Regions from separate parts of the Homo sapiens genome. Here region 1 is linked to region 2. A link is a contact called in ENCODE Hi-C or POLR2A ChIA-PET data. All regions are on one chromosome and are shown on one strand. The core of a region is the stretch at or near the end of the contact, and the rest is flanking DNA. Distances in the headings are between cores, read along the strand shown. Region 1 holds the start of NRTN (neurturin). Region 2 overlaps RFX2 (regulatory factor X2).

Region 1 (4,159 bases), core at 1,466-3,965, 240 kb before region 2:
CTACCTTGGACACGCCCCTAGCGTCTCCCCCCAATCCCAGAGGAAGAACCAACTCTTTCAAGTCGCTGTTGCCGGGGCAACCGTTTTACAAGCGTCCACATGGTGGGCACATGTGTGTGTGTCCTGCGCCCCATGTGTCTGCTCGGCCCCCGCCCCCATGGCCCCCAGCCGCGGCGGGGAGGGGGCACAGGCGGTGTGGGGTGAGCGGGAGGCAGTGGAGGGGCAGCTGGTGACAGCTTAATGATGGAGGGCTGGGGTGGGGGTGGGCTCCTGGCCCTGCTGTGTGTGTGCAGGGGTGGCTGTGCCTTCCAGACGGGGCCCGGGGTGTATGTGTGTGTCTGTGTGTGTGTGTGGGTGTGTGTGTGTGTACTAACCAGTGCCAGGCAGCGTGGGGGTGTGTAAGGATCTGCTGAGAGTGTGTGTGTGTGTGTGTGTGTGTGTGTGTGTCGGGCTGAGTGAACCCCGGGTCTGTGGGCATGAGTGCATTCAGAAGGGCGTGGGGTAAGGAAGGACCCCCGCAGGAGAGTGTACGCGTGACCTTGTGAGATACTCGTGGAGGGGTTGTGTCAGCGTGTGTCTGCGTGTGAGGACCCGGGGGTGGGGCGGGGTGTGACAGTGCAGGAGTGTCTGTGCTCACTAGGGCGTCTAGGTTTGTGTGAGAAGGAAAGATAGGCCGGGCGCGGTGGCTCACGCCTCTAATCCCAGCACTTCGGGAGGCCGAAGCGGGCGGATCACGAGGTTAAGAGATCGAGACCATCCTGACCAACATGGTGAAACCCCTTCTCTACTAAACTGGGCGTGGTGGCGCGCGCCTGTAGTCCCAGCTACTTGGGAAGCTGAGGCAGGAGAATCACATGAACCCAGGAGGCGAAGGTTGCAGTGAGCCGAGATTATGCCATTGCACTCCAGCCTGGGCAACAGAGCAAGACTCCGTCTCAAAAAAAAAAAAAAAAAAAAGAGAGATGGCAGGGGGGGTGACCCCACCGGGAATAAAGGTTTGAGGGTGTGTGTTTGAGGTTAGGGTATGTGTGTCACTGGGAGTGGGTTTCTGGGAGTGAACATTTGGGAACACTAGTAATGGCAGACATTGGGACATCACCCCCAACTTGCCAGGCTTACTCACTTACTTATTCACATTTACTCATTACTTATACAAGCTTGTTCACACTCATTCAGTCCTTACTAGAACACAGTGAAGATCTACTAGTAATACCCTGTTACAAGTGGGGAAACTGAGGCACGGGGGGGAAGGCCCAAGGCCACACAGAACACAGATCCCTGTTAACTTCCATCCTAGATCTGGGAACAGGCTGCCACTTCTCTGACATAGGTCCGTTCTCTCGTCCCCCCACCCACAACTCACATTCCAGCACGCACCCCGCGCACGTGCACAGCACCGCGTGCATCAGCCCGCGTGCAGCAGGAGGCGAGGCTGCGTGAGTGTCCCCATCACCGCGCGCACTGCGCGGCCCCGCAAGTTTTACAGGCGCTTTGTGGGGACGTGCATATGTTGGGGTTAGGGATCTTCTAGGAAGGCCTAATCTGCATGCGAACCCCCAGGCTGCTGGAATCAGAAACATGCAGGCAGCCAGGGCCGGAGTGAGGAGGAGGCCCCAAGAACCTCAGCGGCGGGAGCGAGAAACCAGAGCACGGGGGCTCCAAGAACGCAGGCGGCGCGGGGAGGAGTCTGCAGGGCGGGAGTTTTTCGGTCACCCCGCGGGGCGGGGGCGGGGCCGCAGCAGTCCCAGCCCAGCTCAGCCATCCCAGTCCCGTCCCCGAGTTAGCCCGGCGCCGCCAGGGAGCGCTGTGGGAGCGCGGAGCCGTCGGGGAGGAGCCCGGGTGGGTTTGGGCTCCCCTGCCCGTGAGCCTTGGTGCCAGGAGGGGGCGCCGGCGGGAGCTAGGAGCGAGAAATCCCCTGCAGGGCTCTGAGGCCGCACTGGGGGACTTACTGCTTGATGGGGGGCGCTGAGGACAGCGGGTGTCGTCATCCGTCCGAGGGGAAGACTTTGCGTCTCAGTTCCCTGGAAGAGCTTTCTTGGGAGGGGGCTTCTTCAGCTTCTGGGGAAGGAGAACCTGGGACGAGATTGGAGGGGGACACCCCAATCCTCAGTGGGGTGGGGGGAGCTGTATGCGGGGGCCACAGCTGTTGGGGTGTGGGCCATGGGTCTTAGTTCGCCAGAAGGGGTCGGGGGAGCGTCTTGGAGCTCCGGATTTAGGCAAGAGGAGCCGTCAGGGGTCCCCGGAGTGAGGATGGGAAACAGCTAGTTTGAGGGGGGCGCCGCTCTGGGGGCTTCCCTTGAGGGGCTTCTTTAGTGAAGGGACTTCTTGGCGCCTTGTTCTCTGGAAGGGGACCTGGGACAGGTTTGGGAGGTCTGGCAGAAAGGTCAGATCCTCGATAGAATGTGGGGGGCGCCAAGGGCCACAGGCACTGGCGTCGGGACAGCTGCGGCTCTTAGACACCTTCGGAGGGGGTGTCTTGGGGTCCCGGCTCTCCCGAAGGGGAGCCGTCGGAGTCCCCGGGGCCGGGGGAGAAAGCCGTCTAAAGGGGGCTCTGTGGTTGGTTCCCGCGCCTCTGCCACCTGCGCTCCTCCGGTCCCCTCCGGCGGGGGCGGGGAGGGCGGGGAGGGCCGGGGAAACCCGAGCCACCGCCCCCAGCCCCGCCCCCGGCCCCGCCCCCGGCCCCGCGCCGGCCGAGCCGTCCGCGGCGGGACGGGCGGAGGCGGCGGGAGAGCGCGCCCTGAAGCCGCTCCGAGTGCCCAGGTCCCTCTCGCCGCCGCCCCGGAGCCCCGTGCTGCGCGCCGAGGCCGCCTGCGCCGTCCGTGCGCCCCCGCGCCCCGCGCCCTCTGAGCCGCCGGCCGTCCAGGGCACCCACCCCCAGCCCCAGCCCCCGCCGGCCCGGGATGGCCGCAGCCCGCGGCTAAGCGAGCCCGGGGGGCCCCATGGGCCGGCCCGCGCCGCACCCCGCCCGCGGCCGCCCCCTCCGGCCCGGGCCCCCCCCGGGCACCGCGGGCCCAGGCGGCCCGGATGGCGGTCGCGGCGGCTGGGGCAGGGGCTGGGGCCGCGCGGCCGCCACTGACGGGTAGTCCGGCGCCCACAGCAGGTAAGCAAGGGGCAGGCGGGGCAGGTGGGGGGGCAGCAGGGTACGACGGGGACGACCTGCCCCATGGACGGGGCATGGAGGGTGCTGAGGACTCCGAGTAGACCAGGGGATTCCCTCCTGCAGCAGAACCAGCGGGTGTATGAGGGTGGGGTCAGAGGGACGACAGGTCAGCGCGTGGGGAGGGGCGGGGGCGTGAAGCCAGATCCTAAGCGGCTCTCCAAGCCCGAATCCAGCCGCGGTGTCCCTGTCCGACGGGGCGGGCGCACTCCTGTCTCCTAAAACCTCCAAGTGTGCATCTGAGGAACGCACGGTGCCCTCCCCAGAATCCCCTTAGCCTCTAGGAGGGCGAGACCCAGACAGCCCTTTAGCCATGTGGTCTCCAAGGGGCCGTTGGGGGGCTTCCGGATCCTGCAGAGCCCGGGCGGGGGGCTGCCGTCGCGGTCCAGCTGCGCACAGAAGTAAACATCTGTCAGTGGCGCGTTCCCTGCTCGCCGCCGCCGCCGCCGGGGACACGGTGTCCTCCGGTGAGGGCCGGGCCCTCTCGGCTCCTGGAGCAGCCCGTTCAGCCACCAGAGGGCGTGAAACCCTTTGGTGTTGGGGGTGGGGGTCCCTTAAGGGCAAAGCCTGGATGTGAAGTGGCGGGAGGCTGTGCCTGCCTTTCCTGCTTTTTATAAAAGGTGTCTCCTGCACGGGGATAGCCCCGAATTGTCCCAGGAGGTGGTTTGTGGATTAGGAGTTATTAGGCCCAAGGGGGCTGCAGACAGATTAGTGGGGAGGGGGGTGTGCTGGAGAGAGAAATGGCTCTCCCAGGGTGAATGCCACCACTGTCCCCTCCCCAGAACGCATCCGACCTGCCCACAGGCCTGTGATTACCTGCAGGGCTCGTCATTGGTCCAGATTTGGGGAGTGGGGCCAGGGGCTTAAAGCAGGGGGGTGCAGGAGGCCGGACCCCTGACTTTCCTCCCTCTTGCCTGTCTCCCCTGCCCTTTCCCTGTTCTCTACATCCTTGTCCCTGTTCCATGGCCCTCTTTGTCTGTCTCTGAGTGCCCCGGGCTGAGG
Region 2 (4,018 bases), core at 246-2,745:
CCTCGGAATTCTGCATGCTCAGGTCTAAAGAAAGGCGGAGAGAGATTGGGTGGGCAAGGGCTGCAAGCACTGAAATCCGAAGAGGCAACTAACAAGTTCAAGGGAGGGAAGGAGTAACCAGCTACATTCTTCAAAGTCGAAAGGCAGAGACCCTGGTGGTACTGCCTAAGTGAGGAGCTGCGGAAACAGGCTGCACAACTGTCCCACAGAAGGAGAGAGGGGCCAGAGAAAGTTTTCCAAATATAAAACCCAAAAAGGGCTCTGTCAGCGCACAATGGCAGGAATTCCTCAACAGAAGGCCGGGACACTGGCTCTGTGCCCAAGTCTGAGCAGGTTGAACTATTTTGAAGGGCTCAATTGTTTCCTCATTTACCCAGAAATCAAAAGCTCTGGGTGGGTGACTGCCATTTGGGAAGCTACTGCACCCCAAACGACAACGGGAGAAACTCTAAGGCTGGGTTTCCCCACTGTGGCACCGTTGACATTTGAGCTGGATACTTCTTTGCTGTTGGAGGCCCATTCTGGGCACGGCAGGGTGCTGAGCAGCACCCCTGGCCTCCACCCATTCCATGCCAGGAGCGCCCCCTCCCCAAGCTGTGGCAATCACAAATGTGTTCAGATATTGCCAAGTGACCCCTGGAGGGCAGTGTGAGAACCACTGGCTAGGGAGAGAAAAGGTGACCTGCAGAGGGAGCAAAGAAACAGTACATTTTATCCTGGGCTGGATAAAAGTCCTCACGAATTTTGGCAGTAAGTAAAAACTGCCTTCTGTTCAAAGCCATCTTTGCCCACAAGAAAGTATAAACATATATTTCTTTGCTGTCAGAGGCATACATCTTTCAAATAGGTAGTTTTACAATTCTATATAAAACCACTCATTTAATATCGTGGCAGATGATACAAATTTGTTCCATGAAAATGCTAAAAGTCGAACAGTCTTCACTTTTAAATAAACAATCGGCTATGTTGAGCATTTGAGACATAGTTAAGTACACACACTTAGGTAGGGAGGTGGCTTTGTGATCAGGCACACCAGTCCCCCGTCCTGGCACCAGCTTTGAGCATGTCACCCTCCCAGTGTGGGGTCTCCATGGCTCCTGCCTGCTGGGGGTGGTGAGGACTGAACCTCAGACATACATCGCGGTGCCCACGACATCGTCAGAACACAATAGACATTTGCTAGAACTTTTACGTTTCTCTATCACCCCCAGAGGTTTTATCTCTTATAATGAGTGAAAAAAATTTTAAGCTTTTTAAAAATGAAAAGTCAAACTTACAATAAATTAATTTACCTAAGGAAAGCAGAAAGGGATATGTGTGTTTGAATTCGAGTGTGCTGGATTAATCCCATCTGTATTGTTGGGGACTATTCCCCGACCACCACCGCTCCCCGGCCCCCGCCCCCGTCCCCTCCCAAACGCCTTCGATGCCACCCAGAGCCCCACGGCCAGTGCCTGGGGATTTTTCTGTTCTGTGTGAGCCTGACTCACTTCTCACCACTAGATGGCCCCAGAGCCACACGGTGATTGGCTGGGGCGTTAACTAAACCTTACACAGCCCGCACCTCCTACCTTCTACTCTTTCAAAAGATTGTAAATTTCCCATAGTGTATTTCCTGAGTCCTCAACTCACTCTCTGTCTTTGACAGAACTGACCTTTGGAATTTTTCTGTTACAAGCTGCTTGTATTTACAGTTTCCTTTAAATGTTTAAATCAGTCATTTGCACACCATCCACCATGCTGTTCCCGTCTGAAGCCAAGCGGGTAGCATCAGTGATACTAGGAGATAATTTGACTAGAACTCTTTGTGAAAGGAGTCCACCAGTGATAAAGTCAGAATGCTGACTTGACTAAGACCAGTTCCTTGTTCCGCAGGTGGAAATAATTTTGCTCCAAACTCCAGACCTTATTTAAGTAAGAAGAGGCCATGAGAGTGTTGGGGATAAATGGCGAGACCGTGGTCTGTCCACCATGGCCAGAATGCACCTTCCAGAAAGCAAGTTGTTCCACATCACAGGCATTTACACATGAATGTGTTCCCCTAATTTATTTTTATTAATTATTATTATTGTTTTTTGAGACGAAGTCTTGCTCTGTCACCCAGGCTGGAGTGCAATGGCATGATCTTGGCTCTGCCTCCTGGGTTCAAGTGATTCTCCCACCTCAGTCCCCTGAATAGACGAGATTACAGGCACCCACCATCATGCCTGGCTAATTTTTGTATTTTTATAGAAACGGGGCTTCACCATGTTGGTCAGGCTGGTCTCAAACTCCTGGCCTCATGTGATCTGCCTGCCTCAGCCTCCCAAAGTGCTGGGATTACAGGCATAAGCCACCGTGCCCAGCCTGTTCCCCTAATTTAACACACTATTTACCATGTGTTGTCTTATAGGTCAGACCAATGAGTCTGTGGCTTTTTGCCTGTGGGCATGCCCCAGTCCACAAATGCTTGGGTGCCAGAAAGCATCAGCCTCGTTATCCTGAAGGGTCAGAGGACAGAGTTCTGAATGCTGGGGTGTGGAGATTCTGGAAGAGAGAGAGCCACAGAAGGGGTGAGCCCTCAAATCTTCCTACAAAATACACCTGAATCTTTGGCTAAGCAACTACACCACAAAGGTGTGGGGGAGATACCAGGGGTCTTGGGGAAAAACCAGCAGTGCAAAGATAAAAAAATTAAGTGAAGATTTCAGCTGCTGCCTGTTGCAGGAGGGAGAGTTTGAATCTAGCCAAGTCACTTGCCTTCAGGGGAACTCAGATGAACCTACAGATTCTACAATACATCATTAATGATGTCCAGGACCCAGTAAAAACCATGAGCTATGAAAAGAAACAGGAAAGTGTAACATACACTCAAAAGAAAGAGTAACAAATAAAAAGAAAAAAGAAAAGCAGTTAATTATAACCAAACGCAAGATAACCCAGATGATACAGATAGCATTCAAGGACTAAAGCAGCTACTAAAAATAACTTCAAGAACTTAAAGGAAGTTATATACATAATGAATGAACATATGGGAATCTCAATCAAGAAACAAAGTATAAAAGGAGAACCAAATAGAAATTCTAGAGCAATAACTGAAACAAAAACTTAACTGGATGCACTCAACAGCTGGTTAAAGATAATGGAAAGAGTTAGTGAACTTAACAATAGATAAAAAGCATTTACCCAATCTGAAGAATGAAGAGAAAATATATGAAGAAACATGAATAGAACAAACTGTCTAATATATATGTAACGAGAGTCCCAGAAGAGAAAAAGAGAATGTAAGAGAAAAAAATATTGAAAAATGGCCAAACACCTCTACATTGGGTGATGGATATCAACTTAGAGGTCCAAAAATCTCAACAAACCCTAAAAAGAATACAAAGAAAGCCAAGATAGGTATGTCATGGTTAAACTGTTAAAAGAAGCAGTCAGAGAAAAACTACATATTATATTCGGAGAACAAGGGCACAGATGATGACTGGCTTCTCATCAATAACAATGGCAACCAGAAGACAATGGAGTGACATTTTTAATATGCTGGGGGGGAAAACCCTATCAGCCCAGAATTCTATCTCCAGCAAAACTATTCTTAAAAACTGAAGGTGGAATAAAGACATTTTTTGCATAAACAAAACCTGATAAAATTTTCTGCCTACCATGAGAAATGCTAATGGAAGTTCTTCAGAATGAAAGGAATTAATACCAGATGGTAAATTTGGATCTATTAGGAGTAAATATCACTTAAAATGATAAATACGCAGGTAATTATAAAAAACCGTATTTTTATATATTTTATATTTTTCCTTTTCTTCTCTTAATTTATTTTAAATACATAAAACTATTTAACAAAAACTTTATAACACTCCATTGTGGGGTTTATATCATATGTAGATGTTCTCCATGACAGTTGTAACACAGAGGATGGGGACAAATTAAGTTATACATTCAAGGTTCTTTTATTTTACCTAAAGTAGTAACATGTTAACTCTATAAATTGTGATAAATTAACAATGCACATTGTAACCTCTGAAGC

The links. A loop is a pair of places that touch in the nucleus more often than their neighbours do. ChIA-PET counts read pairs that join two places held with the same protein, here RNA polymerase II (POLR2A). Pooled maps may share reads with other maps.
Region 1: a pooled map shows a loop between it and region 2 (22-fold over the local background). The contact joins the promoter of NRTN here to the enhancer-like site in region 2. A Hi-C loop is called at or near these places in 1 of 37 single-sample maps with no recorded cell type and 7 of 50 pooled maps. POLR2A ChIA-PET finds 5 or more read pairs at or near these places in 1 of 52 experiments (MCF 10A).

Annotation. Positions count from the first base shown.
Region 1 is chr19:5,802,352-5,806,510 of GRCh38, forward strand. NRTN (neurturin) reads left to right here and starts at 2,716. Exons shown (of 3, transcript NM_004558.5): 1 at 2,716-3,100. RefSeq lists a silencer at 1,607-1,906 and an enhancer at 1,607-1,901.
Region 2 is chr19:6,047,481-6,051,498 of GRCh38, forward strand. RFX2 (regulatory factor X2) reads right to left here. Exons shown (of 18, transcript NM_000635.4): 2 at 1-24. The coding sequence starts at 16. Among named protein-coding and RNA genes, the nearest start is that of RFX2-AS1, 13 kb to the right of the region's middle. RefSeq lists a silencer at 1,426-1,545. Within about 2 kb of position 1,496, at least 3 of the 41 ENCODE cell types and tissues checked have a DNase peak (open chromatin) inside an H3K27ac peak, as active enhancers do.